4 separate regions of the Homo sapiens genome follow, and regions 1, 2 and 3 are each linked to region 4. The links are chromatin contacts, found by Hi-C or POLR2A ChIA-PET in ENCODE. All regions are on one chromosome and are shown on one strand. The core of a region is the stretch at or near the end of the contact, and the rest is flanking DNA. Distances in the headings are between cores, read along the strand shown.

Region 1 (2,700 bases), core at 14-2,513, 1.4 Mb after region 4:
TTTTCTAACCTAGGTTTTAATCACCATTCTATCCAACAAATCATTGTTTGATCATTATTTGCCAGACATGAATCTCTACTTGTTTTCTAGGATCGCCCTAATAAAGTACACAAACTGGGAGTCTTTAAACAACAGAAACGGACTTTCTCACAGTTCTGTAGGCTGGAAGTTTGAGATCACCGTAGCAGCAGGGCCATCCTCCCTCCAAAGGGGATACAGGAGGATGCAGCCTTGCTGCTTCCAGCTTCTGGCAGCTGGTGGCAGCATCACTCCAGTCCCCGCCTCCATCTTCAGGTGGCTGTCCTCCTCCTGTATCAGCCAAATTTTCCTCTTCTTACAAGAACAGCTTCCCTAATCTAGTATGACCCATCTTAATCATAATTGCAAACTCCATATTTTCAAATAAGGTCACATGTACAGGCACCGAGGGTTAGGACTTCAGCATCTATTTTGGGAGACACAGTTCAACCCAATCTGCCCTCTGGTTCCCAAAATTGATTTCCTTCTCATGTGCAAAATACATTTTCGCACCATGTCAACATTACCAAAAGTCTTAACACTTTCCGCATCAACTCCTCTCACCATCTACATCATTTAAATAAGCTACAGAGGAGACTTACTGTGTGATTCATCGTGTGGCAAAATGTCTCTCCATCTGTGATCCTGTGAAGCGAGACGAGTTAATCCACTTCTAAAAGACCGGGGGTTGGAGGGGGAGACAGGCATAGGGTAGACAATCCATTCCAAAAGAGAGAAAGGGGAAGGAAAAAAGGGTTCACGGGTCCCAGGCAATTCTGAAACCCTGGAGGGAAAATCCCATTAGACTTCTTTCACTATTTCCCATCTAAAATTTTTAACTGAGCTATGCAAGAGTAAAAAGTTACCGGACAGAGACACCAAACAGAGAAGTGCAGGATAAATTTACCAAGAGAGTAGGTTAAAAGGGAAACTTCTCCTTCAGGCCTATGGTGGGCATTTCTTGTTTACTCAAGTACCTGCCGTCTCTCAAAGAATATCTAATGTCCACTGGAATTCGAATATGTCATGATTTTACTCGCGCCCACCCCTAGTCAACTTGGGAGGGAAGCGCAACCCTAGCCTTTTCTTACTCTGGACACAGGGGGCGGTAAACCGGGAGGGCGGCCGAGAAGGCGAGGGGGAGCGACGCTCTTGCTCTCTGGACGACAACGTGCCCACGTCCTGAGGCCGCGCCCAGACCCGGAAGCGGGGCCGTCACGTGGGGCGGCGTGGGCTGCTGCCTTGGAAACGCGGAGCGCGCGCTCCCAGCGAAAGCAGCAGGGCAGGGATCTGCGTTGGAGGAAGGGACTGCTCTGGTGCTAGAATGCTGTGCGTCGGAAGGCTGGGCGGCTTGGGAGCCAGAGCAGCAGCTCTGCCGCCCCGCCGGGCGGGCCGGGGAAGCCTCGAAGCCGGGATCCGGGCCCGAAGGGTCAGCACCAGCTGGTCTCCCGTGGGCGCCGCCTTCAATGTCAAGCCCCAGGGCAGCCGCTTGGACCTGTTCGGCGAGCGCCGGGTGAGCGGCGCAGGAGGAGCTCCCCTCAGTCCCCGAGCTAAGCCGACCCCTGCTCCGCGCGGCCAGCAACAATCAGGGCGAGATTGTTTGGGCCTGGGAGGAGGCGAGCAGCGAACCCACCTTTTACAGTGGCGTCTTGTGTGCGCTCTCGATGAGGGCAAGGTCACCTCTGCTTTGAGGGGCCGGGTTTAGTGGTCTCCTACCCAGAGTGTCGGGTCCGGGAACTGCTTCTGCATGAGCCCCTTGCTCCACGTGAATCTGAATAGTTCGTTCTGGCAGTGGCGGTGAATTCGTCCTGCCAGGACCCGCCCTCTGCATACACTCAGGCGCACCCCTGCTAAAGCCCTTTAGCTCCAGCGCTACAGTCCTGCCTTAAGAGGCCTATCCCTGTGCGTTCACAGGCGGCATCACATGGTCTTTTTGCAAGGACACGGCTGCCTGCAGTCGAGTAATGGTAATTTCATTAATACCTGAAATTCCATCATCTATTAATTAATTTATTTCAAAGCTTTGGGCTTTCTTGTTTTAAAACACAAAACTCTGTTGAGACGAGTCTCACTTCCCATAGTGCCATGGAATTGGTCACTTTGATTTCTTACCCCAGGAAGTCACTAGCCTGCGTTGTCTAGTGAAAGGTGAGAGGAAGGCAAGGTTGGAAAGGACTTACCTGATGCCTGTTCTACTTGGAGTTTGTACATTTTGTCCGTTTTAGGTTAAGGATTACTTTTATTTTTGCCTTTTAAAATTTCGTTATACTGTATTGCCTTATAAAGACAAGTCTAGGGTATTGTTGCACTGAGCTAAAGTGTGTGATTCTTGTTTTATCTCCATTATCAGTTTTGTCTATTTAAAAATTATTTTGTGTGAAATTTGCTACACCACCTTCCTTAAGGGTATGTAGTGTTGGTATTAACATAGTTGGTGTGAAGAGACCTACTTGTAGGCGCTGAGCAGAAAGACGTGAGGGGAAGCCTGATTTTGGGTGGATGAGATATAACTAATTTTAGCTTTTATTTTTCCCTTTTTGTATCATGATATTCGGCACTGATAGCAGATTTTCAAATTTTAGAATTGATTTTTGCCTTGAAAAAAAAAAAGCCTTATTCAGTTTTTTAGCATTATGGTCACTGGTAATCCGATAGTTAGAATTCCCGAGAGCAATATGGGCA
Region 2 (2,825 bases), core at 274-2,773, 1.7 Mb after region 4:
TTGTGATAATAATTAAATATTTTGCCCAGATAAATTTAGGACTAGAACATTAAAAAAAAAAACATCGCGAACAAAGTAACAGTGTTACTTTTCCATTGTATTTAGTTTTTATATTTCACTGTAAAGATTTTACTGTGTGTGTGTGTGAGCGTGAGTGTGTGTGTATCATGAACTGACAAAAAAATAACAGTTAACTTTCAAATTCGGTACAGCAATATAATTTGGTTTTGTCATGTTGGGCATTAGCTAAAGTGAAAATGTGACTAAGATACTTTATGTAACATAATAACTGTTGATTACTCAGATAGTTTTCATAAACAGTTGGCAAATTTTGACTTAAAACAGCTGTCACTATAAATGTAAAGTAAATGTTAATTTAGGAATATTAACCTTGTGAATGTTTCTGTAAATAAGGCTTATGCTATTTCCAAAGGTTATAGAAAATCACTGGAGTATTTTTAGCCAAACTTAGTGCAACTTTATCCTCACTGTTTTTAAATTCTTCAGTTTTACACATAAAAGTCTTTAATCATACTTGATGGTTTTTCAGTGATTCCCTTGAGTGTACAAACTGCATAAGGAAGTGTATTTGATAGATTTACATCTTGGAAGTGAGAGAATAAATAAACTAAAGAAACAGTATTGCCAGAGATACATTTTACTCTTTTATATAAGAAAACAAAGAAAGCATTTTCAACAAGCAAAGTTGCACTGACTGTTTACTAAATAAGGTAACCTGTAAATACTTAGAGCAATTATAGCTCACAGATCTCAGGGGTTGAAGTACCAGTTGCATGCTAAAGTGAGCGCTGTTCTGTTTTGTCCTGTTTGTACAACTCATTTCCAAGTAAAATTTGTATGACAGACTGCAAACCCTCTTGTACAAACTACTAAAAATTACATCAAGTTCCATAGTTACTCTGATACACACATTCAGCATCATGTAGTATTCAGCTGTATAAATGCTTTCTAAAAAATTAATTAAAACCATTCTTTTCTCAGAACACATGCGAAAAATGCAGTGAAAGCTATAACAAAGCTTAAAACAGAGTACCTGCAACATGCTGAGCTCTTTGCAGTACTTACCCGTTCAGCAACTTAGTTTCTCCTGGCAGCACTTCTGTGCCAAATGCTTCTACCTTCCCAAAAATGTATGTCAGCACAAGCCCAGACGAAACTTCAAATCCAGGAAAATAAAATTAACCATGCAGATCAAAGGCAGACGAGCAGGGAGATGAAATGCCTGTAATCTGATCAGTGAATCAGTTGCTGAACATCAAAGGCAGGGCTGAGTTTATATATATGCATGGATATCAAAGAAAGTTCACTTTCAGCAGGTAGTTACCCTCCCACCTCCTAGTCCACAGACTCTTTTGTTAAACATGGATCACGTTGTTTTCCTCCTCTTTTTTGCAATGAGGCAATGCTGGTAGTTCTCCCATGCTTGGGCTGAGTGGCTGGATCTGTAGCTTTTTTGGTTCCCAAGCTGTGTTGTGGACTGTGTGTTGGAAGCTTTTCCTAGTGCCAGCGGGTTCTGCTTTATCCCTTTCATCTCGCTGAACTGCAGATCCCATGACATCATTCAGCGCCGTGGGACTGGTAGGAGAGCTATAATTCAGCCTGTGGGGGAGTATAGCTCAAGAGAAGCCAGAGTTTGGCTGATTTCTAATCATGTTAGACTATTGTGCCTCACACAGGACAGTTTCTGTTATCTGTCTGCCAGCTGGAAAGGACAGCAACTGCTGCTGGATGCTTCTTGGGTGATAAGATCCCTGATGGATGGACGTGCCAAATGACAGCATTTAATTGCCTCTTCGCTGATAAAAATCACAATTTCCTACAGAGACTGGGTGTCAAATATTCAGCATAGTTAAATAGCACTATGAGACCACTCTAAAAAACACCCAAGGACACTGCCAGATGGACCGATAACATTTTCACATTTTGATTCCAGTTTTCAAAGTGACAAGTCTTTAAGGATTTTAAGGAAACTGCCCTTTCTTTGAAACATACATTATTAGGATCTGATTACCAATCAAACCGGGTTGTGTTAAGTAGTTAAGCAGCAGATAACCAACAATTCATGAATAAACTGCCATCTTCCACTGGCTCACTTAAGACTTTGGGCGGAGACTTAATCTCAATCTTTGCCTTAGTTCGGGACTCTGGAAATTAGATTTTAAAGCAATATCTACTTCTTAGACATATTTCATTAATACTTGTTGAGCATTTTAAAATTCACAAAAGAAGAATTATGTAGAACAAAGCATTTGCCCTGTGATTATTCCAAAGCCATGTTATTTGCCTTTTAGGGCTGTTTCTTCCGAACTCATAGTTTGGACTTTCAACTCACTAAAAAATTACCACCTTAGCCTAATTCTTCGTATTTTAAAATTAAATATATTGCTCATTATTTAAAAATTTTAAGCTATTTTCCTTAACAATGTCAGATTCAATACAATATGATTATTTTATTTTGAGTATTTAGTAAAATAGAAGATAAGAAGAAGTTTCATCTTCCTTGAAATCCAGGATATGGTGCTTTTCTGATTTTCAGACAGTTCTTTCATGGAATGAAGACAATTTTTCTATTTTATAATGGAAACTCACTAACTTTTAGAAAGTAAGTTAAAAATATTTTTGCAAAACTTAGGGGATAGTAGAACTCAGTCTTTTTCAATGTAACTTCCCTCCTTAACTGGTTTTGTCTAATTTTTCCTGACGCGATATTTGAAAACGTTATTTATGAAGTGTTTATTTCCAGATTTCTATGATTCTTGAATAATTTTAATAGCAAAATATTTAGTTTGAACTGTTCATAAGTT
Region 3 (2,700 bases), core at 174-2,673, 1.0 Mb after region 4:
TTTTAATTTTTGGAGGACTCTCCATACTGTTTTCCACATGGCTGCATCATTTCACATTCCCACCAACAGTGCGCAACAGTTCCAATTTCTCCACATTCTCACCAACCGTAGTTTCTTTTGTTGAAAAAATTGGTGTGGAAAAAACATTTTTTGGGGGAGGGGTGAGGGACAAGGTCTTGCTCTGTCGCCCAGGCTGGAGTGCTGTGGCGCGATCTCAGCTCACTGCAGCCTTTGCCTCCAGGGTTCCAGAGATTCTCCTGCCTAAGACTACCGAGTAGCTGAGATTACAGGTGCGTGCCATCACATCCAGCTAATTTTTGTATTTTTAGTAGAGATGGGGTTTCGCCATGTTGGCCAGGCTGGTCTCAAACTCCTGACCTCAGGTGATCCACCTGCCTTGGCTTCCCAAAGTGCTGGGATTACAGGCGTGAGCCACTGCACCTTGCCCAAAAAGCCATTTTTGGAAACGATCTTGTAAACAAGAAGCAAAGACTGCTCCAAATTGAAATCAGTTTTAAAACCCCAAATGCCTACATACAATCAATATGAGAGCAGACAGAGCAGGCTCTTTCTACAACACTTCCCGCAGCTTCAGTCAGGTAGAAGGAGCACACCCTTGGTCATCAAAACTGCGTGCTGACCATCAGCGCCTCTCTGACTGGGGACAATTCCAAGAGAACACATCTGTTCCACAGAGTACTATCAATTCCAAAAATGTAATAAAGTGAATTTATAATGCTCTTGTTCAATAACCATGGTTAACCATCACTCCTAGAAACACTGCCCTCTGGGGGCCCCTGATTCCTGGGGCTGCATTGGTCCTTCCCCAGTCCATCCCTTACACAAATGTCTCATTTTCCTCCCCCTCTCTGCTTTCCTCCTGGCTGCAGCTGTCAGTGAGTAGAATGCCCCAGTCCCCATTTTCAGCCCTGGCCACTTTTAGCTTTAGGAACTACTACAGAGAACAATGTGGTAGCCATAGAGGAGGTGTCATTTTTTTAAATTGGAAGGATTGTTACAAATACAGTTAGAGAAGACATCAGGAAAAAAAAAGCCCCTGACTGATAAGTGGGGGAGGGTAGTCCTGGTGAGGGTGTGATAACAGGGTGGAGGTTGAGGTGTTCTGTTAAATGAAAGGGAGGTGAGATCTAACACAGCCCTTAAACATCAGGCACTTGACAACAAGGAGACATAGATTTAGCTATTTTCATGAGGCACTCTCCAACACTGCCTAGCTAATGAGCAGCTGGTTCCCGACCAGCATCTCCCACCCAGCATCACTCCTTGGTGGGGAATTTCCCCTCCCTTGACTTCAGGGAAATTCCCCCACCCTTAAAATAATCTGCTAAAATCATGTATTTGAGAAAACCTCTTGCTGATGGCTCAGACTTCCTCAGAGTTGAGATAAGCCATTCTGACTTCCCATCTTAAAAACAGAAATGGCAAGCCCAGGCGGGCAGCTCGTGTTCACAGCTGGGAGCAGCTGTCACGGGCTGCTGCTCTGTGGGCTGAAACTATGGGTGAACCCCAAGAGCTCAGGCCACGGAGATGCACACAGAGGGAAAGAGCTGGGTCACAGGAACTGACAACGTCAAAACATGATGCACAATTTCCAGGGTCCATCCCCCTTCAGTGGTTCCCAAACACCCAGGGCCTGTGGCATCTAATCACATGGAAAATGTTTAGAAAAATAAAGATCCTCCCCTGCCCTGGGCCACTGAGTCAGGTTGGGTGGTGGTAGTGGGGAAGGATGTTGGCTGAGAATTTATTTTGAAAAGCTCCTCAAATGATTCTGACACCTGGAAAAATTTGGGAACCACTGGACCTTCAGGTTAAGCTTACTTAAACCACACCACATGCTCAGGTTGTTCTAGGACATATGCCTTTTGTTGCCTGTCCATGCAGCAAGCCACAAGTTGCAGGCAATGGATTCTGATTGCATTGGCTGGAAACCTCTGCGTTAGCCAATGTGTACCACTGAATGTTCCTTATTCCAACGAATAGGACAAAATCCTTCCATCCGTCCACGCTGACCTCTCCGCCTGGAGCAACTTTCCCACCCAAAACAGCCCATCAAATTCTGGCTCATCCCTCAAAAGTTTAACCATTGGCCGGGCGCAGTGGCTCATGCCTGTAATCTCAGCACTTTAGGAGGCTGAGGCAGGAGGATTGCTTGAGGCCAGGAGTTCAAGACCAGCCTGGGCAACATAGCAAGATCCCATCTCTATTTAAAAATAAACTTAAGGAAACAAAAACCAACCAAACAACAAACAAAAGTTGTAACCATCATTGCTTGGTGACGGTTCCATGACTTATTTTTCAGTTCCCTGATCCTCTGCCATAACAATATCTGCCTTTGATGTTCTATAAACATGTTAGACTAACCTCTTTTAAAATATGTATCGCATTTACATTATAGTTATTATTAAGTTTATATCTGTCCCTTTATATCCTGTCCCTACTCTTATCCTAGCTATGACTTTCTCAAGGACAAGGAACATGCTTAATAGTCAGTGTTGGGTGACTGAATTAAAGTATGAAATATGTTTCATGTTCCAGAATGTAAACTGTTAGTGTTGGAAAAGTCACTAGTATATCTAATCTAGACTTTCAAGCCATTCTTCACAAATAGTATTTTTCAATCTTTTAAACATGTGGACAACAATAAGATCAAAAGGAATCCTAGAAACTGACATATTA
Region 4 (2,700 bases), core at 10-2,509:
GAACCTGTTGTTGAGCGAGTAGAGTAAGAATAACGGAGGTATGGATGAAAATTCAAATTTCTGAATTGACTGTGTAGTCCGTGGTTCCTCCTCCCTCCCTTTTTAAACTGCAGGTCATGCTTAAGTATTTGCCTTTTAAATCTACAGCCACATCTTTTAAGCTTCAGGAAGTATCTTGTTGACAGTGTGCACACTCCTTAACTTTATGAACCCCTCCACCTTTATCTTAAAAAAAATTGAGTTCTAAAGCTTAAATCTCTCATTAAAATGTCTCACCACTTTGTTTCTTTCTGGATAGTTATGTTTTTGTCGCCACCTGAACTAATGGGTTGCACAAAAACAAGGAACATGCTACCTACGTTTTGTAATTTAAGTAAAAGACAAATTGAGTTATTACAACACAACATTCTCGCATCAGATATACTAATCTGCACATACTGCAGAAAATTACCACTAATAAACACTGTAAAAAAGTGTTTTTGTTTTTTTTAACAAAAACAGATAAGGTCCCATGTGGCACAAAAGCTTGAAAAGCTGGTTAAAAACCACAAAGTTATTAAAACACCGTCATATCCAAAACCGCAAATGCTGCAATGAAATCGGAATTATCTATCATAAAACTCCACAGTATGCTATAATTTCATTCATTCATTCAATGTTCATTCTATGCCTAAGACTGACACATCGCTAAAGCTCCGGGGTAGACCCCAAGGCCCTTCCACGCAGTCAAGACCCCACTAGGTCCAAATAATGCCTGAACTATACGTGGATTCTGGAAACCTCACAGCACAGAACCCATCCCGCCCTCCACTTCACCAGGCCGCGCTGGGCCCGGGTACCGCGGCGAGAGGCCTACGACGCCGGGCGGCTAGATTAAGTGCTTCTCTCCAGCCCCACTGGGAAGGAAGCCAGAGGGAAGAGACAGGATGGGGACACCAAGGGAGCTTTGCGGGGGTGGGGGTGGGGGTGAATCCGGCCCAGGAAGGCGAGAAAGTGCGGTTACCTAGACGCTCCCGTTCCGAAGGAGAAAACGCCGCCTGTGCTGGTCCCGCCGGCGGCCACGGTGGTGGAGCCCAGAGTCCCGGACCCGAAGGAGAACCCTGTGGACATGTCTGGCCAGGGCTCGACGCCGTCAGCAAGGCGAAATGGGTCTGGGACACTTCTCTCGCCTCAAAGCCGAGGCGGGCCGGGCAGCATCTCTCTCGCCCGGCACGGACCTGGCGGGAACTTCCAGCCCCAACGGCGGCGAAGGCAAGGCTGAGGGGGTGGAGCAACCACGCAAAAGTACGCCCGGCGCTCGCCGCGCGCACGTAGCCCGCCGGAAGTGTAACCGTCACGCAATGAGCCCTGGTACGTGAGTGGGGGACGGCGAGCCGCGCAAGGTACGCTGGGACCAGGCGAGAATAGGCGTACTGCCTAATCTCTTAAAGGAGTAGGCTCCCAGAGTTTAAAAACAGTAAAACCATTTCTGTCATTTTTTAGTTCTTCTATCGTAGCATCTGTACTGACATAATCCGCACTTTAGGGTGATGAATGTCAATTGCTACTTCTATCTAGCCTCCTGCCAAAATTGATGCTCAGAATCGCAGAATCGGGGAGGTCCCTCCTGAGCATCTCTAAGCTCCCCACTCAGAAAAGGAGGCGGCTTCGGGCTTTCGTTGGCTGCCGCCCCATCCCTAAGAAGGAAGGGGAGCGTGTCTGCTTCCTGAAGGTTCGGAAATCAATCGAAAATAATCCATGCAACCGTCCCACGACGTGAGCCCCACCCCTGCGCCCCAGGCCTCGCGGAGCCAGTTGGTCGCAGTTGTTGCGAGCCCGACGCCCAGCCCCGAAGGGGGCCCAGAAGAGCGTCCCAGGCGTCCGTGGGGTGGCCGGCTGTGGTCCTGGCGCCCAGAAGTGGCCAGGCCCGCTGGATTTCCTGGGATGCGGTCAAGTCCACAAATACTGTCCGTGCATCCTGATGCTGGAGGGCGGGACCTTGGGCCGAGCGAGTGTGGCTCCGCCAGAAGGGCCCTCGGACACAACCGGTGCTGGAGGAACTACAAAGTGGAAGGATTAGGAAACGCACAGGAACATGTACGAAAGAAGGCGAAATGTGAGGTGTAACTTACATTTCTAGGATAACTCAAGAAAAATTCGCGTTTAAAGAGAACCTCTCTGGCGAAGCATCAGGAAAGGCTTCCTGGTGGTGGTGCATTCGAGGGTTGTCATCATAGTGTTAGTTTTTATTTTTCCCTCAGGGATTGTTACATTACTCCCCCAAATGGTTTTCCTACTCGTGATCTCTAACAAAATCCATCCCATAAGCAACCCCCGGATTTATGATCTAAAAAGCCCAGTGGCTCTTTAGTTTGGCACTTGATGACCTCCGTATGATTAGTCTTTCTAACCTCATCTCACAGTTCTCCCTAATTCAGTACTTTAATCTTCCGTTGAGCTTGGGCATTGCCACCAGCTGTGGACTGAACTATTTCCCTCCTCCCCCAATCCATATGTTAAAGCCCTACCCCACCCCAATATGTTGGTATTTGGAGATGGAGCCTTTGGGAGGTAATTCAATTTAGATGAGGTCACCTTGGTGGGTCGCCCATGGCGAGATTAGTGCCCTTATGAGAAAAAACAACGAAGAGCTTGTTCTCCTCTGTGTGCCATGTGAGGACAGAGCAAGAAGGGGCTTTCACCTGGAACCCAAACTGCCCC

The links. A loop is a pair of places that touch in the nucleus more often than their neighbours do. ChIA-PET counts read pairs that join two places held with the same protein, here RNA polymerase II (POLR2A). Pooled maps may share reads with other maps.
Region 1: a loop to region 4 is called in a map of CD8-positive, alpha-beta T cell, with 24 times the contacts of the local background. The contact joins the promoter of MIPEP here to the promoter of NUP58 in region 4. A Hi-C loop is called at or near these places in 1 of 168 maps with a recorded cell type or tissue (CD8-positive, alpha-beta T cell) and 10 of 50 pooled maps.
Region 2: a pooled map shows a loop between it and region 4 (6-fold over the local background). The contact joins the promoter of TNFRSF19 here to the promoter of NUP58 in region 4. A Hi-C loop is called at or near these places in 3 of 168 maps with a recorded cell type or tissue (B cell, CD8-positive, alpha-beta T cell and naive thymus-derived CD4-positive, alpha-beta T cell) and 8 of 50 pooled maps.
Region 3: a map of CD4-positive, alpha-beta memory T cell shows a loop between it and region 4 (7-fold over the local background). The contact joins the enhancer-like site here to the promoter of NUP58 in region 4. A Hi-C loop is called at or near these places in 1 of 168 maps with a recorded cell type or tissue (CD4-positive, alpha-beta memory T cell), 2 of 37 single-sample maps with no recorded cell type and 11 of 50 pooled maps. POLR2A ChIA-PET finds 5 or more read pairs at or near these places in 1 of 52 experiments (activated CD4-positive, alpha-beta T cell).

The regions. Positions count from the first base shown.
Region 1 is chr13:23,887,963-23,890,662 of GRCh38, reverse strand. MIPEP (mitochondrial intermediate peptidase) reads left to right here and starts at 1,263. Exons shown (of 19, transcript NM_005932.4): 1 at 1,263-1,531. The coding sequence starts at 1,343. PCOTH (prostate and testis expressed opposite C1QTNF9B and MIPEP) reads right to left here and starts at 1,795. Exons shown (of 4, transcript NR_172510.1): 1 at 1,652-1,795; 2 at 621-663. RefSeq lists enhancers at 864-923, 983-1,483.
Region 2 is chr13:23,569,110-23,571,934 of GRCh38, reverse strand. TNFRSF19 (TNF receptor superfamily member 19) reads right to left here and starts at 1,523. Exons shown (of 10, transcript NM_148957.4): 1 at 1,087-1,523.
Region 3 is chr13:24,273,399-24,276,098 of GRCh38, reverse strand. All of the region lies in intron 4 of SPATA13 (spermatogenesis associated 13), which reads right to left. Among named protein-coding and RNA genes, the nearest start is that of SPATA13-AS1, 20 kb to the right of the region's middle. RefSeq lists enhancers at 829-888, 1,189-1,478. Within about 2 kb of position 1,423, at least 18 of the 41 ENCODE cell types and tissues checked have a DNase peak (open chromatin) inside an H3K27ac peak, as active enhancers do.
Region 4 is chr13:25,300,184-25,302,883 of GRCh38, reverse strand. NUP58 (nucleoporin 58) reads right to left here and starts at 1,259. Exons shown (of 16, transcript NM_014089.4): 1 at 1,004-1,259. The coding sequence starts at 1,110. RefSeq lists enhancers at 964-1,013, 1,124-1,203, 1,364-1,603.